Linked DNA regions of Mus musculus: region 1 is linked to region 2. Evidence: chromatin loops called from intact Hi-C (ENCODE). Cell type or tissue: gastrocnemius. All regions are shown on one strand. Links, peaks and the distances in the headings refer to the core of each region. The heading gives the core; the rest is flanking DNA. Region 1 overlaps Gm5072 (predicted gene 5072). Region 2 has its middle 45 kb from the start of Gm5071.

Region 1 (15,677 bases), core at 2,459-10,458, 480 kb after region 2:
ATGTTTTTGAAATATGATAGGCAGTTTTATGGATTTAGGAAGATAGCAGTAGAAATCTCTTCTCATGGATCCTGGGGTAGGTAAACAATACAAGGCATGTATTTCTATGTTGAGTGAGCTTTAAATCCAATTAGACAGTTGAAAGTGTCATTATTTGCTCCCTACTAGCCATTGTTGAGGTTACAGGCTTTAGAGCCAGATATTTTTTCTTTCTTTGGCAAAGTGCCTACTACCTTCTGATGTTATGAGAACTAGACCTACGAGTATAGACATCAAGTCAGCAGTAGCTTGATTCCTCCAAGTTGTAACCAACATATATATGTTAAGGCTTTATATCACCCAAGTTAGAGTTGCTATCAAACAATACATTCTGGTGAAGATACAAGGAAATATGAAGACTAAATATTTTCCCAAAGAATGTTAATTAGACTAGCCATTGTAACTCTAAACCATATTATGTCCAAACTTACAAATAGAAATAACCTATGATGTACCTATAATGCTTTAAGGTATATACACTTACCCACAAACACACAAAAATAAAAGTCAGGTTATCCTAGGGATAAATGCACACTCATATTTATTGTGGCACTATTAATAGTATCCAACTAATGAAATCAGTTTTACTGTCCATATGTGTGTATGTATGTGTGTGTATATATATATATATATATATATATATATATATATATATATATATATATATATATCGAGGGATCAGAAAGAGATAAGAAGATATTAGATGTTACAGGAGATGAATATTATCCAAATATAGGCATAGATGAAAATTACACATTGGACAACATTGCTGTATATAGTTAACATGTGTTATTGATGTATGCTTACAAACCAGTAACTGGCCCAGAAAATATGTGAATGTATAAAGCAGTTTGAAAAGTGGGCATACAAAACATCACTATAGTAAAATCAGAAGGATAGTCAAATGAAAGAAGTAATTAGAGCATTTATGAACAGCATTAAATATAAAACAACATCTAAAACATACCTAATAAAATTTGAAAGAAATATACAAGTTCTTTATGTAAACAAATGTAAAAGCTATCTGATAGACTCTGGAAACATAAGAATCCCATAAAGATGTATACTGTGTACCCGTTTAAAAAGGGCAAATTGTGAAGGTGTCCAAGATTTTCACATTTTAAAAAGACGCATTCTGTTGCACATGGCTGTGAAGATGACAGTGACACTCTAGTTGATCTTTCCCATGACTGAACTCAACCATGAAATAATAGAAAGGCAAATCACAACATTGTCAATAAGAAAAAAAGCCTTTAATCTGTGTGAAACGAGAACCTGTATATGGTTCCTGAAGTGGAGGCAGATCTGTAGACGGAAACACAATGAAATAAGAGAATTGGATAGAGACAAACTTTGAAAGATTGGCCCTTATGCTTCTGACTATGGTCTGAAACCACACAAGTTTTAGTGCTTCACTGAAGATACTTCAGTTGCTGTTAGCATGGGAGACATATTAGGATAGTGCAGACATTTAAGTTACTTGAAAAAGTGTTAGTCTAGAGATTATGCTAAGTGATCTGTAACCTATTTAATAGATGGAGATTATTAAGTAATTTCTTATCATTATAACACAATATAGCTATAAGAAGTTTGATAGTAAAAATTGTTTGTTGTATCTTAAAAGACTGAACATTATTTTTGTTCAGATAAAATAATGTGGATTATTTAATATTGTTAATTGAGTCAAGATGCAACATGCTTTGATGTTTTTCATCTTGCTCATTTGTCTTTTGTATTTTTTTTAACCTTGGGATTTTTTAAATTATTATTATTTATTTAGAATTTTCTTTATTTACATTCCAAATGGTACCCCCTTTCCTGGTCCTTCCCCTGAAACCACCTACACCCTACCCCTGCTTCTATTAGGGTGTCTACCCTACAACCTCTTCTGCATCCCCACCTTCACATTCCCCTACACTGGGGCATCAAGCCTTCACAGGACCAAAGGGCTCTTCTCCCACTGATGCCTAACAAGGCCATACTCTGCTATATATATGCAGTTGGAGCCATGGGTCCCTCAATGTGTACTCCTTGGTTGGTGATTTAGTCCCTGGGGGCTCTGGGGGTCCTGGTTGGTTGATATTGTTGTTCTTCCTATGGAGTTGCAAGCCCCTTCAGCTCTTTAAATTTGTTCTCTAACTCCTCCATTGGGGACCTCATGCTCAGTCCAATTGTTGGCTGCAAGCATCTACCTCTGTATTTGCCAGGCTCTAGTAAAGCCTCTCAGGAAACAGCTATATCAGGCTCCTGTCAGCATGTACCTCATAGCATCCACAGTAGTGTCTGGGTTTGGTCCTGTATATGGAATTGATCCCCAGTTGGGGCAGTCCCTGGATGGCCTATCTTTCATTCTCTGCTCCATATTTTGTCTCCATATTTGCTCCCATGAGAACTTTGTTTACCCTTCTAAGAAGGAATGAAGATTTGACACTTGGATCTTCCTTCTTTTTGAGCTTCATGTGGTATGCGATCTGTATCTTTGATATTCCAAGCTTCTGAGATAATGTTCACTTATCAGTCAGTGAATACCTTGTGTGTTCTTTTGTTTTTGTTTTTTTTAAATTAGGTATTTTTCTCGTTTACATTTTCAATGCTATCCCAAAGGTCCCCCATACCCACCCCTCCAATCCCCTACCCACCCACTCCCCCCTTTTGGCCCTGGCATTCCCCTGTACTGGGGCATATGAAGTTTGCAAGTCCAATAGGCCTCTCTTTGCAGTGATGGCTGACTAGGCCATCTTTTGATACACATGCAGCTAGAGAAAAGAGCTCCGGGGTACTGGTTAGTTCATATTGTTGTTCCACCTATAGGGTTGCAGTTCCCTTTAGCTCCTTGGGTAATTTCTCTAGCTCCTCCATTGGGGGCCGTGTGACCCATCCAATAGCTGACTGTGAGCATCCACTTCTGTGTTTGCTAGGCCCCGGCATAGTCTCACAAGAGAGAGCTATATCTGAGTCCTTTCAGCAAAATCTTGCTAGTGTATGCAATGGTGTCAGCATTTTGGAAGTTGATTATGGGATGGATCCCTGCATATGGCAATCACTAGATGGTCCATCCTTTCGTCACAGCTCCAAATTTTGTCTCTGTAACTCCTTCCATGGGTGTTTTGTTCCCATTTCTAAGAAAGGGTAAAGTGTCCACACTTTGGTCTTCGTTCTTCTTGAGTTTCATGCATTTAGCAAATTGTATCTTATATCTTGGGTATCCTAAGTTTCTGGGCTAATATCCACTTATTAGTGAGTACATATTGTGTGAGTTCCTTTGTGATTGGGTTACCTCACTCAGGATGATAGCCTCCAGGTCCATCCATTTGCCTAACAATTTCATAAATTCATTTTTTAATAGCTGAGTAGTATTCCATTGTGTAAATGTACCATATTTTCTGTATCCATTCCTCTGTTGAGGGGCATCTGGGTTCTTTCCAGCTTCTGGCTATTATAAACAAGGCTGCTATGAACATAGTGGAGCATGTATCCTTGTTACCGGTTGGGACATCTTCTGGATATATGCCCAGGAGAGGTATTGCTGGATCCTCTGGTAGTACTATGTCCAATTTTCTGAGGAACCGCCAGACTGATTTCCAGAGTGGTTGTACAAGCTTGCAATCCCACCAACAATGGAGGAGTGTTCCCCTTTCTCCACATCCTCACCAAAATCTGCTGTCACCTGAGTTTTTGATCTTAGCCATTCTGACTGGAGTGAAGTGGAATCTCAGTGTTGTTTTGATTTGCATTTCCCTGATGATTAAGGATGTTGAACATTTTTTCAGGTGTTTCTCTGCCATTCAGTATTCCTCAGGTGAGAATTCTTTGTTCAGCTCTGAGCCCCATTTTTTAATGGGGTTATTTGATTTTCTGGAGTCCACCTTCTTGAGTTCTTTATATATATATTGGATATTAGTCCCCTATCCGATTTGGGATAGGTAAAGATCCTTTCCCAATCTGTTGGTGGCCTTTTTGTCTTATTGATGGTGTCTTTTGCTTTGTAGAAGCTTTGCAATTTTATGAGGTCCCATTTATTGATTCTTGATCTTACAGCACAAGCCATTGCTGTTCTATTCAGGAATTTTTCCCCTGTACCCATATCTTCGAGGCTTTTTTCTACTTTTTCCTCTATAAGTTTCGGTGTCTCTGGTTTTATGTGGAGTCCCTTAATCCACTTAGATTTGACCTTAGTACAAGGAGATAGAAATGGATCAATTCGCATTCTTCTACATGATAACCGCCAGTTGTGCCAGCACCATTTGTTGAAAATGCTGTCTTTTTTCCACTGGATGGTTTTAGCTCCCTTGTCAAAGATCAAGTGACCATAGGTGTGTGGATTCATCTCTGGGTCTTCAATTCTGTTCCATTGGTCTACTTGTCTGTCACTATACCAGTACCATGCAGTTTTGATCACAATTGTGTGTTCTTTTGTGATTGAGTTACGTAACTCAGGATGATATTTTCTAGTTTTATCCATTTGTCTAAGAATTTTATGAAGACATTGTTTCTAATAGCTGAATAGTACGCCATTGTGTACATGTACCACATTTTCTATATCCATTCCTCTGTTGAAGGACATCTGGGTTCTTTCCAGCTTCTGGCTATTATAAATAAGTCTCCTATGAACATAGAAGAGCATGTGTCCTTGTTATAAATTGGAGGATCTTCTGGATGTATGCCAAGAATATATAGGTGGGTCCTCATTCAGTCAACAGACAATCTAATCATGAATAACAGGACAAACAGCTCCCATGCTTTCTTCCAACATTATCTCTTAAGAAAGGTTAATGCTAAGGCTATCTGTGAAGTTATGTGTTTTCAAGGCATAACTATAATGTGAACATTTAAAAGAGAAGAAAAATAAAGCCTTAATTCTGACCTTTCTCATACCTTCCTACCTACATTCGTATATACATAAACACACACACACTCACACACACACACACACACACACACACACACACACACACACACACAATGCAGGTACATAGTACATATATAACGTTATCTGTTTATAGGATGGATCCCTGGGTGAGGCAGTCTCTAGATGGTCCATCCTTTCGCCTCAGCTCCAAAATTTGTCTCTGTCACTCCTTCCATGGGTGTTTTCTTCTCAATTCTAAGAAGTTGCAAAGTGACCACACTTTGGTCTTCATTCTACTTGAGTTTCATGTGTTTTGCAAATTGTATCTTTTATCTTGGGTATTCTAAGTTTCTGGGCTAATATCCACTTATCAGTGAGTACATATCATGTGAGTTCTTTTGTGATTGGGTTACCTCACTCAGGATGATGCCCTCCAGGTCCATCCAAGTACTTGCTGACAAAAGCATGTTATAGCTGTCTCCTGAGAGGCTATACCAGTGCCTGACGAATACAGAGGTGGATGCTCTCAGCCAACCATTGAACTGATCACAGGGTCCCCAATGGAGGAGTTAGAGAAAGGACCTAAGGAGCTGAAGGGTTTTGCAGCCCTATAGGAGGAACAACATTATGAACCAACCAGTAACTCCAGAGCTCCCAGGGACTAAACCACCAAGCAAAGAGTACACATGGAGGGACCCATGTCTCTAGCCGCATATGTAGTAGAGGATGGCCTTCTTGGACATCAATGGGAGGAGTGGTCCTTGGTCCTGTGAAGGCTCTCTGCTCCACTGTAGGAGAATGCCAGGACCAGGAAATGGGTGTGGGTTGTTTGGTGAGTAGGGGGAGAGGGGAGGGGATAGGGGGTTTGGGGAGGGAAAACCAGGAAAGGGGATAACACATGAAATGTAAATAAAGAAAATATCTAATTAAAAAAAGAACTTATAAGAAATTTCCAAAATGTATATCCATGGAGTTGTTCTGATAAATCTATAATTTTGAGTAATATTGGAATATTTCTTCAAAATATAAAGGATATGGAATATAATTTTTAAAGTGTTGGGTATTTAATAATGTATAGTGAAGTGGTTATTTTATTTTCACACCTTATTGATAGTCACCAGAAGAGACCCTGTAGAAAGATATGAGTGGTCTGGGTTCATAATGTGGTGGTTAGAGATACCCTAGAAGGGACCTGTATGTGGCTTTATTCAGGAAGGGGTCCTCAGAGAATCCTAGAGCTCGACTGCAGCACAGGTGAGTATGGTCAGACTATGTTTGAAGAATGGATGTGGGGCCCTGGAAAAGCCTAGAGTTTATCTGCCTTGCATTTGGAGTGGCTAGCCTAGGCCTGGACACTAGAAGTGAGGCCTCTCAACAGATTGAGGATAAATTCGTGGCTGGGGAGAACAGGCATGCTCACCAACCTAGACTCTGGATGAAGATGTGGAAAATCTGGATAGTGCTGTCAGAGGCAGCACAGAAGGAGCCTGTTGGTGATTGCAGGTAGGGCTGGTTCTGGCAGAAAACTAGAGGATGACTGTAAAGCAGAAAGGATTGTTTACATTGTATAGGGGAAAGAAATTGATACTCCAAGGAAGCCTCCAGAAAAAAGCTATGCCAGGGGTAGAGGGGCTTTGCTTAGCCAAGTTTTCCCTGAACATCCACATATGATAAAAAGGGATGAAATAGCTACAGTACCAAACTAGGGACTTTGTAACCCACGAAACTAGCAGATACAGCATGGGAAAACAGGTCTATGTTCTCCTTTGAACCTGGGAAGATCAGAAAAGATTTTGTGAGGTCCTCTGAGTTCCCAAGGGTAGAGAAATGTAAGGCGTCTCTGTGGAAAAAATCCAGGATATAGAAATGTAATAGCTCAGAGAGAATGATTAAGAATTACCATCTCCTATCTATGATTTGTACCCAATCTGGATTTGAGGAGGAAGCAATTGATTTAGATGGATGGAAAGTTTCCATGCTGTAAATTAACTTCTTTCTCTCCAACTCTAGTTTCTTATTAGTAATGAACTTCTGGGGTCAACTAATACTTACTCAGAACATATGACAACACAAGAGAGCTTTAGAGTGTGTCACCAAGACATTTTAATCCACTTTATCTATCTATCTATCTATCTATCTATCTATCTATCTATCTATCTATCTATCTATTTATGGTTTTAGGAGACAGGGTTTCTCCGTGTAGCCTTGGCTGTCCTGGAAATTACTCTAGACCAGACTGGCCTCGAACTCAGAAATTTGCCTGCCTCTGCCTCCCAAGTGCTGGGATTAAAGGTGTGCATCACCACGCCCAGTTTCCTTATCCCACTATTTTCTATGAGATGGTGTTTTTGGATGTTGTCCCCTCTTGCCAATTCTCTGGGAAAGGTTTTGTTATATAGATGACATAATGATAACCTTGACATGTTTTGAAAGTTTGGGAAAACTTTGGAGAGTAAACCAGGTACAACGTTATTCCTATCTACCTTACAAACTTACTAGGGTAGGAAAGGCCAAAAATGTTATTGAATGAAATCCTCAGTTGCTGAGATCCTTTAACTCCTGTAAGTTGTCCAGAGAAGCCCCTGAAGCCCTACTGTTGGTTATATGGCAGTACTAGATGGTAAGACTCTCCTATTTCTGAAAATCTTACTTTGTAAGACATAGAGAAATTTTTCAGGACTGAACTGCAAACGTCAATCCTTTCATGGTGCAAGAAGGGCAAACAGACTGCTAGTGGAAAACTGTCCCGATATTCTTGCTTGACGGTGGACCTTACCTGGTAAATACTGACATGCACAGCAGAATGTGCCTATTTACAGAGTACTTACTTTGCTACGATGAGAAAGTCCAGCAGCTTTCTGATAGGATTTAAGGCCTGTTCCACAAGAGGAAATTCAAATTTATACTCATAGATCATCGTTATTGTTGACTGACTCAACTCATAACCACTGGTAAAGCAGCAAATGACCTTTGCTGTGGCAGTGTAGCCTAATACTTAGGTAAATTTCTGTAATCACCCCTTCCAAGACTCAGGGATCATTGTGGAAGATGGAGGCAGAAAGAATTTAAAAAGTATTGTATATCATATTCCTTCAGATTGAAATATTCCATCCTGCAAAGAAGCTCCTTAAAACAAAGTAAACTCAGATGTCAACAGAGGAATGGATACAGAAAATGTGGCACATTTACACAATGGATTTACACATTTACTACTCAGCTATTAAAATCAATGAATTTATGAAATTCTTAGCCAAATAGATGGATCTAGAGGATATCATCCTGAGTAAGGTAACCCAATCACAATTGAACTCACTTGATTAGCCCAGAAACATAGAATACCCAAGATCCAATTTGCAAAACACATAAAAAAAGAAGAAGGAAGACCAAAGTGTGGATACTTCATTCCTCTTTCGAATAGGGAACAAAATACCCATTGGAGGAGTTACAAAGACAAAGTTTGGAGCTATGACGAAAGGATGGACCATCCAGAATCTACCCTACCTGGAGATCCATCCTATAATCAGCCACCAAACACAGACACTATTGCACATGCCAGCAAGATTTTGCTGAAAGGACCCTGATATAGCTGTCTCGTGTGAGGCTATGCCAGGGCCTGGGAAATACAGAAGTGGATGCTCACAGTCAGCTATTGGATGGAACACAGGGCCTCCAATGGAGGAGCTAGAGAAAGTACCCAAGGAGCTGAAGGGGTCTGCAACCCTATAGGTGGAACAACAATATGAACTAACCAGTACCCCTCAGAGCTCATGTCTCTAGCTGCATATGTATCAAAAGATGGCCTAGTCGGCCATCACTGGAAAGAGAGGCCCATTGGACACGCAAACTTTATATGCCCCAGTACAGGGGAACGCCAGAGCCAAGAAGTGGAGGTGGGTGGATAAGGGAGCAGGGTGGGGGGATGGTATAGGGGACTTTTGGGATAGCATTTAAAATATAAATGAAGAAAATATCTGATAAAAATTAGAAAAAAGAAAAGGGGGTGAGAATGGAAAAAATAAATAATAAATAAAATGTCTTTATCTAAAAAAAAAAAAAAAGAAAAAAATACACACACACATGCAAACACAAAAGCAGGTAGTGGTGGTCAGACTAAGCCAGGTGTAAGGATGTGGGATCCTGAATAAGCGTAGAGGTTGCCTGCCTTACATGAGCACTAGGCATAGGACAGGACTCTGATTGGCAGACCAAAGCTACATATGGCAAGTTTCAGAAAAGCTGTGGATCTGATGTTCAAGAGACTTACCAGACTTGACCTTGTATTACCCAGACTGCAGGAGTATGGAGTATTTTGGAAGTCTTGGAACTGAGGAGTGATTTCAGGTAGTACAGAAAGACCTGTGGGTGATTTTAGGTAGTGCAGGATAAGGTGGCAGCCTAGATGTTAGCTGTAATATAGGCAGGGTTACGACACTAGGCTAGGGAAGTACATGTGGTCTGGGATTAGATTTGGCAAGTTGTGGCAAAGATTTGGGTTGGGAAGTCAGGTGTACTAACAAGAAGATGTGGTAAATCTGGTTACTGAAAGTCATGGTAGAGGCTGCACAGAAGGGACCTTTGTGTAGCTGCAGGAAGGCAAGTCCTGGCAGAAACATAGAGATTATCTGCTATGCAGGCAGGGGTAGTCAGAGTAGGTAAAACAAGAGATGTGAGACAGACTTGAACTGGTCAAGTGCAGTGTAAGCCAGTGTAGCTAGACTAAGTCCAAGGTCAGGTTTTGCAGACCTCTTAATATCGTATGGTTTGAGGAAAAGATGTGATCAAGGGAACACACCAGGGTAGACATAAGGAGAGAACATGGGAAATCTGGGTCCAAAGTAGGGGGGTTCAGTTAAAGCAGGACCTAGCAGAAACCTATATGTGGGCTCTGGTGCTGTCAGATATGGTCCAACAAGGCTGGGGCACAATTTAATGGACTTTAGGCTACATCTGGCAGGTTGGTCAGGCAACGCACCATGCTAGACCCTGAAGGATGATGTGGGATATCTATGAAACAGTTGTCATGTTTTCAGGTGACACAAAAGGGAATTTTCTGTGGTTTCAGGTGGGCACATCCTGGTGGAAGCTTAGAAGTTGGCTAGAGCACAGGGATGAGTGATCAGACTGGGATGGCAAAGGGATCTTGTACCCTCAGTAAACCTAGAAGGTGCATGCTCTGCATGCAGGGATGGCCAAACTGGGATGGGACAATGTTTGGGTGACCAGGTGACCTGGGATAGATCTGCCAGGATTCACAAAAGGCCTGGATTGGAAGATCAGGGGAATTTGGCAGGCTAGACCATGGAGAATATGAAAATGGAGGGTGCTTGCTGGGGGCTGAGGAGAAAGAGCCTGTTGTCAGTTGCAAGTAAGGTAGGTCCTGTCAGAAACCTAGAGGTTGGCTGCATAAAGCTGGTATGGCAAGAGTAGGGCAGTGCAAGTGTTATGGAACCCTGAGGAAGCAAGTAGATTTCTGCAGCACAGTTAAAGGTGGCAGAACTAGGCCAGGGCACTGACCATGAAAGCTAGGACATGGCAGGTTGTGGAAAAAGCATGTAAAGGAACATCAGGCATACTCCCTAGACTACATCCTGGGAGATTATGAGAATCCAGTACTAACTAGGGTGGTTGAGACCTAGCAGAAAAGCCTGGTGATGGTTTTAGGTAGGGCAGGTCTCAGTGGAAACCTAGAAGTTTAATGATGTGCAAGCAGGGGTGGCCAGATTAGGCAGGGGTAAAGAATGTAAGATGCAGTGGAAAACAAGAGGTTGACTGTGGGACATGTCAGGGTGTAAGACAAAGCCAGGGCACTGCTTGTATTACCCAGACTGTGTGTAGCTGGCTAGGGGAAAGGAGTGGGTGGGGAAAGTGAGGTGTACGCCCCAGGCTTTACCCTGAAGGAAGATGTGGTAAGTCTGGGTAATAAGTGAAGTGGGGCCAGTGGAGGCAGCACTGGAGGAACCTGTGTGTGGCTATAAGGTGGGTCCTGGGGGATGTCAACGGTTTGGTGCCAGGGCAGGTGAGGGTAAAGAGACTGTGTAGATTGGAGAAAAAAAAAACTGTGGATGAATATGCTAAGACTCACGAACCAGGCCTGATCCGGGAGGATTACAAGGGGATGATTGGTGGCTACACAGAAGGAATCAATAGTTGAATTTAGGAAGAGTGGGTCCTGGCTAAAATCTAGAGTGTGGCTGCACCAAAGGCATGGGTATTCTACCTAGGGCATTGCTAAGCATGTGGAACCCCAGGGAAGCCAATGGTTTGGCTGTGGCATAAACAAAGAGCCAAAATAGCCTGATCTGCTCCACAGGTTGTGCATCTGGGAAGCATAGGCCACATATTGGAAAAGGCATAAATGGGAAGATCAGGTGGACTCACTAAGCAAGATCCTAGAGGAAGACTTGGGAAATCTGGGTAGCAAGTAGGGTAGTTGAAATTAATGCTGAAAAGACCTGTTGGTTGTTTCACATAGAAAAGATGCTGGGAGAAACCTAGAGGTTGGCTTCAGCTGGAGACAATGTTCAGACTTTGTCAGGACAAGGGATGTGGGACTTTGGGAAAGCATAAATGTTGGCTTCAGTGCAAGACATAGTGGCTAAACTAAGCCTGGGCATTGCTTGTGTGGCCTGGGCTACATGTGGCAGGATACTGAAAAGGTATGGATGGGAGCTCAGAGGAACACACCAGACTAGACCCTTGAGAAGGATGTGGTGAATATAGGTAATGAGTGGGTTGGAAGAGGTGATAGAAAAGGGTCCTGTGAGTAGTTATAGGTAGGGAGAACCTAGATTTGTCGGGAAACAGGTGGTTATGGACAAACTACGCAGAGGCAAGGAACGTGAGACCTATTGGAAGCCTAAAGGTTGGCTATAGTACAAGTGGAGCTAGCTAGAGTAGGTTGGGGTACAGGTTGTGTGACATGGGCTCCATCTTGCAGGTTGAGGAAAATGGGAGGGCTAGAAGTTATCACCAGGCTAGACCCTAGAGGAGGTCATGGGAAATCTGGTGTACTGGCTGGTCAGGGTCCCCAATGAAGGAACTAGAGAAAGTACTCAAAGAGCTGACGGGGTTTGCAGCCCCATAGGAAGAACAACAATGTGAACTAACCAGTACCCCCAAAGTTCCCTGGGACTAAACCACCAATCAAAGAAAAGACATGGTGGGACTCAAATGTCTCTAGCTACAAAAGTAGCAGAGGATGGCCTAGTAAGTCATTAATGGGAGGAGAGGCTCTTGGTCCTGTGAAGGTGCTAAGCCCAGATGTAGGGGAATGCCAGGGCCAGGAAGCAGGAGTGGGTTGGTTGGGGAATAGGGGAAGGGGGAAGGGGATAGGTAGATTTTCAGAGGGGAAAATAGGAAATGGGATAACTTTTGAAATGTAAATAAAGTTAAAATATGATTTAAAAAATTGATACAAGCTGAAGTTATCACAGAGAAATGGGCCTCCCTTGAGAAAAGGACTCCATGGGATCGAACTGTAAGGCATTTTCTCCATTAGTGATCAAGGGTTGGAGGGACCATTATTGATATGGTGCCATCCTTGGGCTGGTAGTCCTAGGTTCTATAAGAAAGCAAGCTGAGCAAACCAGGAGAAGCAAGCCAGTAAGTAACATCCTTCCGTGGCCTCTGCATCAGCTCCTGCTTCCTGACCTGCTTGAGTTCCAGTCCTGACTTCTTTTAGTGGTGAACAGCAGTGTGGAAGTGTAAGCTAAATAAACCCTTTCCTCCCCAACTTGCTTCTTGGTCATGATGTTTGTGCAGGAATAGAAACCCTGACTAAGACCTCTGGGTACTGAATTGGACCTGTGGGTGATGGCAGGTCCTGGAAGAAGCCCAAAAAAATAGGCACAATGCAGGCAGGGTTAGTCAGTCTATGCCAGGGTAAGGGATATATGACTCTTAGGAGGTCTAGAGGCTGGCTGTTTGTGCATATGAGGGTCGTAAAACAACTGTTGTGGGATGAGAGCTTGATCTGGTGGGTTAGAAATGGAGATCAGGGGTGCTTACCAGGTTATAGTTGGAGGTGTACTTGAAAGGTCTGGGTACCAATGGGTCTTGGTCAAGAGGCAAAGACCTTTGGGTGGTTACAGATAGGGCAGGTCATGCTAAAAACCTGCAGGTTTGCTGTGGCACAGAAAGTGATGTTCAGCTATGGCAGGGGATGTGGGAACTGGGAAAACCCTATAGGTTGACTGAAAGCTGTCAGGCAAGGATGATAGACTAGTCCAGAGCCTTGGTTATAGAATGAGGATTTGATTTGTCAGGTTGCAAAAAGATGTGAATGGGAGATCAGGTGTACTCACCAGGCTAGACTCTGGTGGAGGGTGTGGTAAGTTCCATTAAGCAGTGTGGTAGGAGATGTTGCACAGAATGGCCCTGTGAGTGTTTGCTGATAGTGGAGTTTCTGGTTGGAGCAGAGATGTTGATTGCTGGGTGGGCTGGTGTGACTAGACTAGGTCAGGGCAAGGGATGGGGTACCCTGGAGAAGGTTAGATATTTGCTATGTTGGAGGTGAGGATGGTCTGTCTAGCCCTGGGCACTGCTTGGGGAGCCCTGGATAGATCTGACCAATTTAAGGAAAGGGCATGAATGCAGAGATGAGTTTTCTTCACTAGGCTAGACCCTAGGGAAGGATGTGGGAAGTCTGGGTGCTTGCTGCGGTTGGGAGGATTAGAAGGCACCTGAGACTGATTGTAGGTTGAGCATGTACTGGTGGAAGCCTAAAATCCTTTTTTAATGGCTTAGTTCAATGAGATGAGAAAGAATAATGAAACATATGCTTTAGTCATTTTAGTCATAAAGTACTTTGACTGTTGTTTAAAATACTATCATTTGTTATGTTGCATTTTACAACCATTTTTTCCTTAAGACATAACATATCTTATTGTACTTTTCAGATACTCCTGAGCAAGAACAGGCACAGACTACCTGCATTGAAAACTGTATTGAGCACAACAACAGTGGAAGGAGAATTGTAGAAAACTGCCCTTCCTTTCTAGGTGGACATTTCTCTTCCATTTGCATAGTTTCTAATTGTTATTCATAAATATATAGTACACAACAAGTTACCCTTTTCATTTTTTTGTGATGATCTATTCAATAATGTGATGGAATTACAAGGAGAACATTTAAAGTAATTAGATTCCAATGACTCTAAGTGTAGATCCCAATTTTAAAAGTATTGTCTATATAAAGAAAGAGAATACATCTCTTTCAGCCATTCACTCACTCTCTCATCTTTTTATTTTCTGTTTTATTATTTTATTTTGAGGCAGGATCTCTAGGCCAGGCTTTGTAGCAAAAAGATAACCTTGAACTTCCCAGGTGCTGGGATTGTTTTGTTGTTGTTGTTGTTTTCTTTTTTTGTTTTTTATTATTATTATTATTATTATTATTATTATTATTATTATTTTATTTACTTACATTTAAAATATTTTCCCCTTTCCAGGTCTCCCCTTTGGAAACCCCCTGTCCCATCTCCTCTCTCCCTGCCTCTATAAGGGTGCTCCCCCAGCCACCTACCCTCTCCTGTCTTCCTGCTCTGGTATTCCCCTACAGTGGGGCATTGAACATCCTCACGACCAAGGTCCTCTCCTCCCACTGATGACCAAAAAGGCCATTTCTCTCTCTTTCACTTTCACTGTACCACTTCATCCTTCTTTTCTTCCTTTCCTTTCTCCAAGCCCTCTTCCTTCCTTATGTCTCTCCAAGCCTGATGGTGACATTTCTTAAGAACTGGATCTATTTCTACCTTTGTCTTGTACTTCCAGAGCTGTGAACATGGTCTGTTGTTCAAGGGAGAGGCTCTTGGCGCTGTGAAGGCTCTATGCCCCAGTGTAGGGGAATGCCAGGGCAAGGAAGCTGGAGTGGGTGGGTTGGTGAGCAGAAGGAGGATGAAGGGATAGGGGATCTTCAGAGGGGACACCAGGAAAGGGGAGGACATTTGAAATGTAAATAAAGAAAATATATAATAAAAAAACAAATAGTGAATGGGAACATTTAAACAATAATATAATTTAATGGCTGATAAAAGAGAGCTGATGTCCAAAGGATGACTGGGGAAAATAATGAAATGACAGAGACACTGGATATGAGGCTAAATTTATCCGTTTATTTTCTTAAGGAGTTCGCTAAGGTAATGAAACCAAGTTTATTTCTATTAAAATTATGAACTGAAGACAAAACCAAGAGTGACAGGGATGAACTGATCACTTCACTTTGTTTTACCAAATGCAGCACATCACATTCTGTGAAACCTTTTCCCATGTCTTGTTTTACACTTACTGAGAAGACATTTGTAAAGATTTTCCAATAACTTTAAAACGCTAAATATATTACCCTTGACAAAGAGCAGTAAACGTAGCAGATATTGGATTAAGAAACATATATAAAACAAATTAATCTTCAGTTACAGGAATATTAACAATGTAACAAAGAGGTATGTATACTTTTTCCATGCATAACAAAAGGTATTGTATTACTGTATTCCCACTGCTCATAAATGCCCCACTACTCAGAAGACTGGCTGGTCTTGAGCACAGTGATAGCTATCACCAATGGCTAGCTAAATGTGGGAGGAGCTGCTAGCTTGGGCATGTGAGGGAATCCTGGCAGCATGAAAACCCCCAGCCTCATCTCTCCTTGCTGCTCTCTCAGCCTGGTTACTGAGAGTCTCCTCATACTGTTGAGGATAGTAACTAGGAATGGCACTCTTGATTTTAGCTAAAATATCCATAACTTTCCTGTAAGTAGATTCCTCATGGGCTCTGGGACCCCATAGGAACTCATG
Region 2 (15,677 bases), core at 4,599-12,598:
TGGATCTCCTCAGCATTTTCCTTCTTTAAAAAATTGGGTGGGATTAATATTATTTGGAGATACACTTTGCTGTGGATTAGTGTTGCTTCTTTGATTGGTCTGTAAGCTTAAGGCCCAAACTAGGAGAGACAAGGTGGTTATTGCCCAGGCGCTTGCAGGACTAGAACATGGAGCTTCCCCTGATATATCTATGCTTAGGCAATAGGTCGCTGGCCACTCAGCTCTTATATCCCATGAGGCTAGACTCATTGCACGGGATAGAGTGAGTGTGCTTCAGCAGCCCGAGAGAGTTGCAAGGCTAAGCACTGCAATGGAAAGGCTCTGCGGCATATATGAGCCTATTCTAGGGAGACATGTCATCTTTCATGAAGGTTCAGTGTCCTAGTTCCCTTCCCCCAGGCAAAACGACACGGGAGCAGGTCAGGGTTGCTCTGGGTAAAAGCCTGTGAGCCTAAGAGCTAATCCTGTACATGGCTCCTTTACCTACACACTGGGGATTTGACCTCTATCTCCACTCTCATTAATATGGGTGGCCTATTTGCTCTTATTAAAAGGATAGGGGGAGATGTTGGGAGCCGCGCCCACATTCGCCGTTACAAGATGGCGCTGACAGCTGTGTTCTAAGTGGTAAACAAATAATCTGCGCATGTGCCAAGGGTATCTTATGACTACTTGTGCTCTGCCTTCCCCGTGACGTCAACTCGGCCGATGGGCTGCAGCCAATCAGGGAGTGACACGTCCGAAGCGAAGGAGAATTCTCCTTAATAGGGACGGGGTTTCGTTTTCTCTCTCTCTTGCTTCTTGCTCTCTTGCTTCCTGCACCCTGGCTCCTGAAGATGTAAGAAATAAAGCTTTGCCGCAGAAGATTCTGGTCTGTGGTGTTCTTCCTGGCCGGTCGTGAGAACGCGTCTAATAACAGATTACATTCATGGATTTCCACATATTAAACCATCCCTGCATCCCTGGAATGAAACCTACTTGGTCAGGATGGTTGATTGTTTTGATGTGTTCTTGGATTCGGTTAGCGAGATTTTTATTGAGTATTTTCGCATCGATATTCATAAGGGAAATTGGTCTGAATTTCTCTATCTTTGTTGGGTCTTTCTGTGTTTATGTATCAGAGTAATTGTGGCTTCATAGAATGAATTGTGTAGAGTACCTTCTGCTTCTATTTTGTGGAATAGTTTGTGAAGAACTGGAATTAGATCTTCTTTGAAGGTCTGATAGATCTCTGCACTAAACCCATCTGCTCCTGGGCTTTTGTTGTTGTTGTTGTTATTGGGAGACTATTAATGACTTCTTCTATTTCTACAGATTCAATGCATCCCCATCAAAATTCCAACACAATTCTTCACAGAGTTAGAAAGGGCAATTTTCAAATTCATCTGGAATAACAAACAAACAAACAAACAAACAAAAAAACGAAAATAGCAAAGACTATTCTCAACAATAAAAGAACCTCTGATGTTATCACCATTCTTGACCTCAAGCTGTACTACAAAGAAATTGTGATGAAATCTGCCTGGTAATGGTACAGTGATAGACAGGTAGATCAATGGAATAGAATTGAAGACCCAGAAGTGGACACACACACCTATGCTCACTTGATCTTTGACAAGGGTGCTAAAACCATCCAGTGGATAGAAACTAGTATCTTCCTCAAATGGTACTGGGTTAACTGGTGTTTAACTTGTAGACGAGTGTGAATTGATCCATTCTTATCTCTTTGTACAGAGCTCAAGTCTAAGTGGATGAAGGAACTACACATAAAACCAGAGACACTGAAATTTAGAGGAGAAAGTGGGGAAATCCTCGAAGATATGGGCACGGGAAAAAAATCCTGAACAGAACAGTAATGACTTGCATTGTAAGTTCATAATCTTCATAAAATTGCAAAGCTTCTGTAAGGCAAGGACATTGTCAATAAGACAAATAGTGCTACCAACAGATTGAGAAAAAACTTTATCAATCCTAAATCAGATAGAGGCTAATATCCAATAGATAAAGAACTCAAGAAGTTGGACACCAGAAAACCAAATTAACCTATTAAAAAATTCAGTACAGAGTTAACAAAGAATTCTCAACTGAGGAATACCAAGTGGCTGAGAAGCACCTTTAAAAAATGTTCTATATCCTTAATTATCAGGAAAATGCAAATCAAAACAACCCTGAAATTCCACCTCACAACAGTCAGAATGGCTAAGGTCAACAATTCAGGTGACAGCACATGCTGCTGAGGATGTGGAGTAAGAGGAATACTCCTCCATTGCTGGTGGAATTGCAAGTTGGTACAACCACTCTGGAAATCTGTTTGATGGTTCCTCAGAAAATTGGACATAGCACTACCAGAAGATCCAGCAATAGCATTCCTTGGCATATACTCAGAAGATGTCCCAACATGTAATATGGACACATGCTCCACTATGTTCATAGCGGCATTATTTATAATAGCCATAAGCTGAAAAGAAACCAGAATTACCTCAACAGAGGAAAGGATACAGAAAATGTGGTATATTTAGACAAAGGAGTACTACTCAGGTAATTTCATACAATGAATTTATGAAATTCTTGGGGAAATGAACAGATCTGGAGGATATTTTCCTGAATGAGGTAACCCATTCTCTAAAGAAGACAGGTGATATGCACTCACTGAAAAACTAGCCCAGAAGCTCAGAATCCTTCTTAGAATGAGGAACAAAATACCCATGGAAGGAGTTACAGAGACAAAGTTAGGAGTAGAGACTGAAGGAATGACCATCCATATATTGCTCCAGTTGGGGATCCATCCCATAAACAAAACAAAACCCAGACTGTATGACAGATGCCAACAATAGCTTACTAACAGGAGCCTAATATAGCTGTCTCCTGAGGGGCTCTGACAGTGCCTGGCAAATACAGAAGTAGATGCTCACATTCATCCATTAGATGGAGCACAGGGCCCCCAGTGAAGGATCTTGAGAAAGTACCTAAGGAGCTGGAGCAGTTTGCATCCTCCTAGAAGGAACAACAATATGAACTAGCCAGTAACCCCAGAGCTCCCTTGGATTAAACCACCAACCAAAGATTAAACATGGTAGGATTCATAGCTCCAGCTGCATATGTTGTAGTGGATGGCCTCGTCAATCATCAATGGGAGGAAAGGCCCTTGGTCCTGTGAAGGCTCTATGCCCCCAGTGTAGGGGAAAGCCAGGACCAAGAAGCTGGAGTGTGTGTGTTGGGGAGCAGAGGCAGGAGGGAATAGGGGATTTTCAGAGGAGGCTTTCAGTAACCAGGCTGAGAGAGCAGCAAGGAGAGATGAGGCTGGTGGTTTCCATGCTGCCAGGATTCCCTCCCATGCCTAACCTAGAAGCTCCTCCTACATTTAGATAGCCCTTGATGATGGCTATCTCTGTGCTGAAGACAAGCCAGTCTTCTGAGTAGTGGGGCATTCATGAGTGTGTGGGAATACACTAATACAATAACTTTTGTTATGCATGGGGAAAATATACATACTTTTTTGTTATATTGTTAATATTCCTGTAATTGAAGATTAATTTGTTTTATATTTGCTTCTTTATCTAATATCTGCCACGTTTACTGCTCTTTGTCAAGGGTAATAGACTTGGGGTTTTAAAGTTATTGGAAAATCTTTGCAAATGTCTTCTCAGTAAGTGTAAAATGAGACATGGAAAAAGGTTTCATAGTACATGATGCTCTATAATTGGTAAAACAATGTAAAGTGATCAGTTCATCCTTGTCGCTCTTGGTTTTGTCTTTAGATCATAATTTTAATAGAAATAAACTTGGTTTCATTACCTTACCAAACTCCTTAAGAAAATAAACTGATAAATTTAGCCTCATATCCAATGTCCCTATAATTTCATTATTTTGCCCAGTCATCCATAGGACATCAGTTCTTTTTTTTTTCCAGCCATTAAATTGTATTAATTTTTGAATGTTCCATTCACTATTTCTTTTTTTATTATATATTTTCTTCATTTATACTTCAAATGTAGTCCCCCTTTCCAGGTGTCCCCTCTGAAAACCCCCTATCCCCTCCCCCTCCCCCTGTTCATTCACCCACCCACGGCCATGGCATTCCCCTATACTGGGGTATAGAACCTTTACAGGACCAAGGCCCTCTCCTCCTGTTGATGACTGATTACTCCATCCTCTGCTACATATACAGCTAGATCCATGAGTCCCACCATGTGTATGTAGTCTTTGATTGGTGGTTTAGTCCCTGGGAGCTCTGGGGGTACTTGATAGTTCATATTTTTGTTCCTCCTATTGTGCTGCAAATCCCTTCAGCTCCTTAGGTCCTTTCTCTAGCTTCTCATTGTGGACCCTGTGCTCAGACCAGTGGATGGCTGTGAGCATCCTCTTCTGTATTTTTCAGGCTAAGAGACTGGATATATAAACAGGATCCAACATTTTGTTGCATATAAGAAACAAACCTCAGTGGGAAAGACAGATACAATCTCAAAGGAAAAGGCTGGAATTTTTTTCTAAGCAAATGGTCACTATAAACAAGTTGGAGCTGCCTTTCTAATACCCCCCAAAATAGACTTTCAACCAAAAGTTATCAAACAAGATGTGGAAGGACACTTCATATTCATCAATGGAAAATTCCACCAAAGGAAGTCTCAATTCTGAACACCTATGCTCCAAATGCAAGTGCATCCACATTAATAAAAGAATCATTACTAAAGCCCAAAGCACACATTGCACCTCACAGAATAATAGTGGGAGACTTAAATACTTTACTCTCATCAGTGAACAGGGCATTTAAACAGACACAGTGAAACTAACAGGAGTTATGAACCAAATGGATTCAGCAGATATCTATAGAACATTTCACCCTAAAACAATAGAATACAACTTCTTCTCAGAACCTCATGGAACCTTTTCCAAAACTAACCAAATTATCAGACATAAAACAAGCCTTAACAAATAGAAGAAGATTAAAATAATCTCATATATTCTATCAGATCACCACAGACTAAGGCTAGAAACGGAAAGCCACAACAAAGTACAGAATGGAGGAAAAAAAATCACTAACCCTATATTTGACACAGAGCTAATATCCAAAATATATAAATAACTCAAGAAGTTAACCTCCAAATTCCAAATAAACAAATTAAAAAATTGAGTACAGAGCTAAACAGAAAATTCACAAATGAAGAATCTTTAATGGCCAAGAAGCACTTAAAGAAATATTTATTTTCTTGAGTTCTGTAGAATGTATCCTGTGTATTCAGTATATTTTAGGCTAATATCCACTTACTAGTGAATACATACCCTACATGTCCTTTTGGGTTTGAGTTACCTCACTCAGGATAATATTTTCTACTTCCATCCGTTTACCTGCAAAACTCATGATGTCCTCATTCTTAGTAGCTGAAGAGTAATTCACTGTGTAAATGAACCGCATTTTCTGTATCTTTTCTTCTGTCTTGGGACATCTAGTTCTTTTTTTCCTGCTTCTGGCTGTCACAAATAGGGCTGCTATTAACATAGTGGAACATGTGCTCCTGTGACATTATGGGGCATCTGTTGAGTATGTGACCAAGAGTGGTATAGCTGGGTCTTCAGGGTGATCTATTTCCAATTTTCTGAAGAAACTCCAGGCCGATTTCCAGAGTGGCTACACCAGTTTGCAATCCTACCAGCAATGGAATAGTGTTCCTCTTTTTACACATCCTTACCAACATGTGCTGTCACCTGAGTTTTTTATCTAGCCATTCTGATTGGTGTAGGGTGGAATCTCAGGGTCACTTTGATTTGCATTTATCTGATCACTAAGGACTTTGAATTCTATTCTTTTTTGTTCAGCTATTAAAAACAACGAACTCATTAAATTCTTGGGCAAATGAATGGAACTAGAGAATATCATCCTGAATGAGGTAACCCAATCACAAAAGAACACACATAATATGCACTTACTGATAAGTGGATATTAGCCCAGAAACTCAGAATACCCAAGATATAATTCACAGGCTACAGGAAGCTCAAAAAAAGGAAGACCAAACTGTGGAGACTTCAGTACTTCTTAGAAGGGGGAACACAATAATTATGGGAGGAGATACAGAGGCAAATTATGGAGTAGAGACTGAAGTAAAGGCCATCCAGAGGAACACTGGTTGCCCGAGGCTCACTGTGCGCATTCTGGCCTTGCTGTGGCTGACAGGAGACTCCGAAGCCGTCCTCAGGTTAAAAGAAAAATGAAGTACATTATAGTTACTGGTGGTGTTATATCCAGAATTGGAAAAGGAGTCATCGCCAGCAGTGTTGGCACAATACTTAAATCATGTGGCTTACATGTAACATCAATTAAAATTGGCCCCTACATTAACATCGATGCAGGAACATCCTCTTCTTATGAACATGGAGAAGTCTTTGTGCTGGATGATGGTGGAGAAGTTGACCTTGACTTGGGACATTATGAGAGACTCCTTGATATCCATTTCACCAAGGACAATAATCTGACCATAGGAAAGATATACCAGTATGTCATTAACAAGGAGAGCAAAGGAGATTACTTAGGGAAGACTTTTCATGTTGACCCTCATATCACTGATGCAATCCAAGAGTGGGTGATGAGACAGTCATTAATACCTGTAACGGAAGATGGCTTAGAACCTCAAGTGTGTGTTATTGAGCTTGGTGGTTTAAGATTCCCGAAGCCGGGCCTCCCCTCAAGTCCTGAGATGAGCTGGCCAGCACACCAGTGACCGGAGAGAAAACCACACCTAATGCAAACTTCACGAGGTCTTATTATCAGCTAGCTGAGGATGAAGTCCCTCCACTGTGCAGGGCAGGGGAGTTCGACCCTGAGCAGTGACAGTAGGGTCTTTTAACAGCTAGATGAGGAATTAGGAGGAGAGTTGGGAGGAGTTGGGAGGAGAGTTCTTCTCTTCCAGGTGTCCTTGGTGAAATTTACAAGGCAGGAGTGGGGAGTGAGTTCTTTCTGAATTTTTATCTCTGTGTCCTTAGCACAGGAAGGCAGACATTTCTGGTTGTAAATTATAGAAACAAAAAGGCTTTTTGCTGGCTATAGAGAACAAAGAGCTTCTTTCTGGCTGTATTTTTAGAGATCAGGGAAAACGAGCTTGGGGAATGTCCAGAGGCTTTACCTTCCAGGGAGAAATGCTCTAAGTCAGGGTCCCACAGTGGCACAGTGGGAGACATTGAAAGCATGCCCTTCATTGAGGCCTTCCACCAGTTAAAGAGGTAAAGAGGGAAAACTTTTGTAATATCCATGTTAGTCTGGTTCATCAGCCAAGTTCAACAGGGGAACAGAAGACAAAACCCACCCAGAACCGTTTTCGGGAACTTAGAGGACTCGGGCTTTTTCCAGACTTAGTGGTGTGCAGGTGCTCAAATCCTCCAGACACACCTGTGAAAGATAAAATATCAATGTTTTGCCATGTGGAACCTGAACAAGTGATCTGTGTTCATGATGTTTCGTTCATCTACCAGGTACCCTTATTGTTAGAAGAGCAAGGGGTTGTAAACTACTTTCTTCAGAGACTTGATCTTCCTACTGAGAGAGTCACGAAAAATGCTGATGTAATGGAAAGAGATGGCAGGCAGATACGATCACTTGCTGGAGACCTGCTCTTGTGGGTAAATACACTAAATCTCAGACTCCTATGCCTTTGTCATTAAATCTCTAGAACATTCTGCACTGGCTATTAACAAGTTGGAGATCAAGTACACAGATTCCACAGACCTGGAGCCAAGTACCCTGCAGAAAAAGCCTGTGCGCTACCTTGAGGCATGGCAGAAGCTCTGCAGTCCTCATGGAGTGCTGGTTCCAGGAGGATATGGTGTTTGGGGAACAGAAGGAAAAATTCAAGCAATTGCTTGGGCTTGGAAACAGAAGAAGCCTTTTTTGGGTGTGTGCTTAGGAATGTAGCTAGCAGTGGTAGAATTTTCAAGAAATGTGCTCAGAGGGCAAGATGCCAATAGTACAGAGTTTGACCCCAATACTAGTTATCGTGTGGTCATAGACATTCCAGAACATAACACTGGGCAAATGGGTGGAACCATGAGGCTGGGCAAGAGGAGAACCCTGTTACGGACTAAGAACTCAGACATGAGGAAACTCTATGGAGACACAGACTACTTGGAAGAAAGGCACCACCACCGATTTGAGGTGAACCCAGTCCTGAAAAAGTGCTTGGAAGAGCAAGGCTTGAAGTTTGTTAGCCAAGATGTTGAAGGAGAGAGGATGGGGATCATGGAGTTGGAAGATCATCCATTTTTTTGTTGGAGTGCAATATCACCCTGAGTTCCTGTCCAGGCCTATCAAACCCTCTCCACCCTACTTTGGCCTCCTCCTGGCCTCTGTGGGGCAGCTTCCACATTACCTTCACAAAGGTTGCTGGCTCTCACACAGGGACACTTACAGTGACAGAAGTGGGAGCAGATTCCCCAACTCAGAAATCACTGAACTAAAGTTTCCATCAATAAGTCAGGACTGATCTGGATGAGTCTTCAACTTCAGCTTTGACAGTTTACAACTATGATTTTACATCCTGCTTTTGACACTTCTTTTAAATTACGTTTTTATCAAGATTATCTTATTATGGGGGAAAGCATTTGGAAAACTTTATCATTTGCATGTCCCATCATTTACACTGGATCCTGCAACACATGTATTTGTGCGACAATACCTTTGCAGTTTTTGTGCTTCTGTGATGGGAAACAGGACTCTGGATGGAACCTGATGGTGGCTGCTGGCTGTGGTTAAGGGCCATCAACCACCTTGTTTTCCAACCACTTGAGTCACTGTCATTGGAGTGAATTGTTGTTTCCCTGGGGTGCCAGGACACCCAGTGCTGGGTTGCTAACTGGGTGTTGCTGGCATCTCAGTGCTGCTGAGTTACAGGGGACTAAGTGCCAGCTGTGGTTGCCCTCACCATCCAGAGGGTTGTTTGGTTCGTTGATACATCAGAAAAACTTTGTCTGTATAAAGTATCACAAAAAAAAAAAGGTCATGCAGAGATTGCCCATCCTGGGGATCCATCCCATATACAGTTACCAAACCCAGACACTATTGTGGATGCCAACAAATGCTTGCTGGCAGGAACCTGATATACCTGACTCCTGAGAGAGTTTGCCTGTGCCTGACAAATACAGAGGTATTTGAGAGGTAGATGCTCACAACCAACCATTGGACTGAGCACAGGGTCCCCAATGGAGTATCTAGAGAAAGGAGTGAAGGAGATGAAGGAGTTTTCAACCCCATAGGAGGAACAAAAATATCAACTAACCGATACCCCCAGGGCTCCCAGGAACTGAACCACCAACCAAAGAGTACACATGGAGGGACCCATGGCTCCAGCTGTATAAGTAGCAGAGGATGGCTTTACTAGAAATCAGTGGGAGGAGAGGTCCTTGGTCCTGTGATGTCTCAATGCTGCAGTGTAGGAGAATGCCAGGACAGGGAAGCAGGGGTGGTTGGGTTGGCGAACAGAGGGAGGGGGGATTAGATAGTGAATATTCAGAGTGGAAACCAGGAAAAGGAATAACATTTGAAGTGTAAATAAAGAAAATATCTAATAAAAATACTAAAAAATAGAATGCAAAGTAATGGGTTTCAATATAGAATATTTATACAAATTATTAATTTTCATGCCTGTTCCTATTTTGTGTGCCTTCTGGTCTCATTCTTTCAGTCAGTAACTTCACTTCTGATTTATTTTGTTCATTTTCTCCTCTCCCTTTTTTAAAGCTATTCCATTTAAAATATTTTAAAGTTATTCTTTGAAAATTTCATACATAGGTATGGTGTCCTTTGATCGTATCTACCTCTGATATCCTCCTCCAACTTCTCCTGGATTGTCCTCACCATGCTCTTCTATTTCATATTCTTGCTTTCCCACTTTTTTATTTAATTATTTATTCACTTTACATCCTGATTGCAGTGCCCTCCCTCTTCTCCTTCCAGTCCCACCCTCACACCCCTACCCCTCACTTTCCATGGGAGGCCCCCATGTGTCCTAGCCCACTGTGGTACATCAAGTCTCAGTAGAACTAGACACATTCTCTCCTACTGAGGACAGAAAAGACAGCCCACCTTGGGGAAATGGATGAGAGAGTGAACAGAGAAGGCCCCCATTCCAATTGTTAGGTGCCTCATATGAAACCAAGCTGCACATCTGTTCCAAATTTGTAGGGGCATAGGTCCAGCTCATGCATGCTCTTGGGTTGGTGGTCAGTGTCTCTGAGCCCCCATGGCCCTACGTTAATTGACTCAGTAGGTCTTCATGTGGTGCCCTTGACCCCTCTGGATCATTCAGTTCTATCCCCTCCCTACTCTTTCACAAGACTCTCCAAGCTCTGCCTGATGCTTGGTTGTAGGTCTCTGCATCTGTTTCTGCCCAGTACTGGATGAAGCCTCACAGATGACAGTTATTTTAGGCTCCTGTCTGCAAGCATAGCAGAGTATACTTAACAGTGTCAATAATTGGTGCTTACCCATGGGGTGAGCTCAGCTTGTGCCAGTCATTGGTTGAGCATTTCCTCAATCTCTGCTCCATCTTTATCCTTGCACATCTTATAGGCAGGACAAAATTTGGTTCACAGCTTTTGTGAGTAGATTGGAGTCCTCCTCCCTCCACTGGAAATACCTCCTGGCTATAGGAAATGGCTACTTCAGGCTCCATATAACCCACATCTAGGAGTCTCAGCTAATGTCACCCCCACAGACTCCCAGGAGCCTCACCCATCCCAGGTCTCTCCTGTAACAGAGAAGAGTCTCTATCCCAGGATTTCCATTCTCTCTCACAGCCCTCTCTCCCCTCCTGATCCACACCCTAGGTCTCCTCCTCACTCCCTCTCCCACCCAGTTCCTCCCCTCCACCCAACTCCAATGTCTATTTTATTTCCCTTTCGGAATGAGATTCAAGCATTGGGACCTCTTTGTTACTTGGCATCTGTGGGTCTGTGGATTATAACAGGGTTATACTGTAGTTTATGTCTAATATCATCATCATTCTTTTCCTTTTTATTATCTATGGAATCAAAACAGTGATACTAAGTTGTTCATTGGTAGAAAGCCATACACTTGTCAAAGTTTAGGAAAATTTCTCCTACTAGACAAACATATTATAAGGTAAATCAAGATTTAACAAGGAAAGCAAGAATAATTGTTTAGATTTTATCACATATAAATGGAATGAATATAGGAATAATTAGCAGGAGAAACTATACAAACACATAAAAGTTGAACAGTCAGTTAGTTGGTCCTTGGAGAAGTCAGGAAGGATTTTCAGTTTCATATTCAAATAGAAATAGAAACAAAGCATGCTAGTATTTATGGGACTGGTAGATTGCCCTTACTCCAGTGGATGACTCTACATTTATGAGCACCAATTTAACTCAGTGGGTTAAAATAATCAATCAATCAACCAATCAATCAATCAAGGAGGAATCCCAGTAAAAAACTAATAATGCCCTTTAATGTAATAAAATAAAAAAAGAGACAAACCCAAAATAAATGGAAGAAACTATGATCAGAGATGACATTATGAAATAGAAGGTCAGGAAAATACCATAACTTTCCCGAAATAATAAAATGGATGAAACATCCATTTAAACTAACAGAGATACAGGGGATCAAATTAATAGCAGTACAGATCTGCCTATCCTATGAGCAAGCACCAAAATCTGACACTATTAATGTTGTTATGCTTGCAGACAGGTGTATGTTGCTGGCAGAGAGGCTCCAGCCAGCATCTAACTCAGAAGGACACAGACACACATAGTCAAACAGTGGATGGAGCTTGGGGAATCTTAAGGAAGTCTAGAAAAGGCTTTCAGCCCCTAAAGAGGATAGAAACACCAAAAGAACTCACTAACTTTGATACTTGGGGCTCTCAGAGAATGAACCACCAACCAAAGAGCATACTGGGGATGGACTTAGCCTGTAACCCCTACACATATGAGAATTTAATATGAATGCTAGTTTATATCATATAGTATTTGATTATTAGATTTGCTTTTTCACTCAAGCACTCAGTATTTGTGTGTGTGTGTGTTGAGATCTACTTGGGTCAAAATTATGTACATGTGTGTGTGTGTGTGTGTGTGTGTGTGTGTTTGTGTATGTACGAGTGTTTGTGTGTGTGTAGCAGGAGCCACATACCAAATCATGTATACTCTTTGATTGGTGGTTTAATCCTCCTTGGGGAGGGTCTGGTTAGTTGGTATTGTTCTTCCTATGGGGTTGCAACAATGTACTTGTTCTAAGCTATGAATTTATTTAAGGATTGTTGAAGCATCCTCAATATTATGTATTACAAGTATAGCTTCTATGTTAAATTATTAGTGGATCTGTGTATATGTTTGTTTCCAGTAAAAATTTTAGGACATTCCTGCTTCTGAACATGATTAGTGAGGTTTAAACTTAAACATTTTACTTTCCAGTTATTTATCCAGTGACATTAAATATTCATAAACATTTAGTAAAGTAATATTTTTACATTACCCATTGTAGTAATTGTCTATGGACATTTCAAAATTCATTTCTTCAATGGATAATCATTAAATACTCACCTATGGCTACTTGTTACTCATATGACACAAGTGTTCAACATTTTTGGTGAAGTACAATTTATCTACATTATTTTAATAGATTTAAAACAAAGTCTGAAAAGTTGTCGAAGTGTTCCAATGTTACAATCATTATACATTATAGATTACATATTACATTTATTTTTTATAAGCTTTGGTATAAAAAGTACAAATAAAAATATGTCAGATGCCAAAATTAGCCAGGCCCAAAGTGTATACATCTCAGTGAGCTTCTATATAGCCATTATGAATCTGTAAAGCTTCAGATGGGGTTTTATGCCTTCACCATCAAATGTACTTTTATGTATTTATGCACAACAAAACCCAAAACTTTCTTGGCAGAAGCAGAATTATAAAAACTGTTATCTTTTTGTCATCTTTTATAAGTCCTATCCATTACCTGCATTCAGTCTTTCACATCATTTTAATATAAAAATATTTTACCACATGCCATGCTGTACTATTTAAATATAAACAATAAAATTTGTTGAGAAAATTGTGTTGTTAGAAATTATTAAACACAGTAAGGAATGGATTGTTTAAAAATCTGCCTGGATGGTCCTTCCTTTCATTTCAGTTCCGAACTTTGTCTCAGTAAATCCTTCCATGGGTATTTTGTTCTCCATTCTAAGAATGAACTAAGTATCCACACTTTGGTCTTCATTCTTCTTGAGTTTCATGTGTTTTGCAAAATGCATCTTGGCTATTCTAAGTTTCTGGGCTAATATCTGCTTATCAGTGAGTGCATATCATGTGTGGTCTTTTGGGATTGAGTTACTTCACTCAGGATGATATCCTACAGATCCATCCATTTGCCTAAGAATTCCATGAATTCATTGTTTTTAATTGCTGAGTAGTATTCCATTGTGTAAATGTACCATATTTTCTATAGCCATTCCTCTGTTGAGGGACATCTGGATTCTCTCCAGCTTCTGGCTATTATAAATAAGGCTACAATGAAAATAGTGTTTCATGTGTCCTTATTACAAGTTGGAACATCTTCTGGGTATATGCCCAGGAGTGGTATTGTTTGATCTTCCAGTAGTACTATGTCCAATTTTCTGAGGAACACCAGACTGATATTCAGAGTGGTTGTACCAGCTTGCAATTCTACCCGGGTGTCCATCCCATATACAACCACCAAACCCAGACACTATTGCATATGCCAGAAAGATTTTGCTGACAGGAACCTGATATATCTCACTCTTGTGAAGCTATGCCAGTGCCTGGCAAATATAGAAGTGAATGTACACAGTCATCTATTGGTTAGAACATAGGGTCCCTAATGAAGGAGGTAGAGAAAGTACCCAAGGAGCAAAAGGGGTCTGCAACCCTATAGGAAGAACAACAATATGAACTAACCAGTACCCCCAGAGCTGTCTCTAGTTGCATATGTAGCTAAGGATGGCCAAGTCGTCCATCAATGGGAGGAGAGGCCCTTGGTCTTGGGAAGATGATATGCCCTAGTACAGGGAAATGCCAGGGCCAGCAAGCAGGATTGGGTGGGTTGGGGAGCAGGGCGGGGAGAGAGTATAGAGGACTTAGGGATAGCATTAGAAATCTAAATGAAGAAAATATCAAATATCCATTATATGAGTGTATCTTATAACTATGGATTGGTAAAGCTAACTGTAGATTTCTGTAGTATATATGAAGTATCACTGAGTTTCAATTTAACTGTATTAATATTTTAATTTATATTTTAAACTTGAGAATTACAGCAAATGAATTTCTCTTGTAATGGTGTGTCTGCAAGTACTAAAAATATGTTGGTAGATTTCAAAAAGTACATTGGAAAATAAGTCTTCTTTTACAAGCATTTTACTGGTATTCCCTTGTTCTTACTGATTTGCTTGGGGTATGGGCAGTGAATTTCATACATTGATAGGCATGTGCTTAGTGAAAAACCACCAACAGAAATTGCTACAGGAGAAGCATACCAGCAAGTTCTTAAATTGATCACATCAGCTGTAAATTGCTGTTGGTTCAATAGTTCACACAGAAACATGCAAGATTGGGGGGCCTAAATTATTTGGCTGAATTCAATGATAGATTCTCTTCTGATCCTTTCTTCCCCTTTAAGAAATGTCTAAATGAGATGAGCAAAAGCTTGAGGAAAACTTAAACCATGGATGAAGCTATTTTTCCCACCAGGAAATGTTCTAGCATCATTTGCAGTAGCTTTTTGTGTTGTTACACAGACCCAGGCAAGTGTTTCATGTTCTATTTGAGCAGGGTAGCTAAGTTTTGCAACATTAATATTGATACAAAGAAATAAATTACCTGTCATGTTTTGTGTCCTAATGATGGTACACAAACTAGAGAATGTTCCCATTCTCTCTCATGCTCCCCTCATTTTCCTCCTTTATTTCTCTTATACCTCCTGTTCTACAACTTTTTCTTACCTCCTCCATTGTCTAGTTAATTTCTAATTGTTTTGCTTTTAAAAAGTGTATTATTTATATATATTGGATATTAGTCCCCTATCTGATTTAGGATTGGTAACGATCCTTTCCCAATCTGTTGGTGGCCTTTTTGTCTTATTGACAGTGTCTTTTGCCTTACAGAAACTTTGCAATTTTATGAGGTCCCATTTGTCAATTCTTGATCTCACAGAACAAGCCATTGCTGTTCTATTCAGGAATTTTTCCCCTTTGCCCATATCTTTAAGGCTTTTCCCCACTTTCTACTCAATAAGTTTCAGTGTCTCTGGTTTTATGTGGAGTTCCTTGATTCACTTAGATTTGACCTTAGTACAAGGAGATAAAAATGGATTAATTCACATTCCTCTACATGATAACCACCAGTTGTGCCACCACGATTTGTTGAAAATGCTGTCTTTTTTCCACTGGATGGATTTAGTTCCCTTGTCAAAGATCAATTGACCATAGGTGTATGGGTTCATTTCTGGGTCTTCAAATCTATTCTATTGGTCTACTTGTCTGTCACTATACAAGTGCCATGCAGTTTTTATCACAATTGCTCTGTAGTATAGCTTTAGGACTGGCATAGTGATTCCACCGGAGGTTCTTTTATCCTTGAGAAGAGTTTTTGCTATCCTAGGTTTTTTGTTATTCCAGATGAATTTGCAAATTGCCCTTTCTAATTCAATG

The links. Peaks named below come from ENCODE experiments on the same cell type or tissue, not always from the same donor. Only the 100,000 strongest peaks of a DNase experiment are listed, where the experiment ranks them.
Region 1: it touches region 2 in a loop (9-fold over the local background); 4 of 42 quality-filtered maps call a loop at or near these places.

The regions. Positions count from the first base shown.
Region 1 is chrX:91,393,310-91,408,986 of GRCm38, reverse strand. Gm5072 (predicted gene 5072) reads right to left here. Exons shown (of 1, transcript NM_001114678.1): 1 at 15,453-15,677. The coding sequence ends at 15,453. Among named protein-coding and RNA genes, the nearest start is that of Gm5072, 8.6 kb to the right of the region's middle. In gastrocnemius, for the core only: no CTCF peak of the experiment used is centred there; no DNase peak of the experiment used is centred there.
Region 2 is chrX:91,880,092-91,895,768 of GRCm38, reverse strand. It overlaps the pseudogene Gm16465. Among named protein-coding and RNA genes, the nearest start is that of Gm5071, 45 kb to the left of the region's middle. In gastrocnemius, for the core only: no CTCF peak of the experiment used is centred there; no DNase peak of the experiment used is centred there.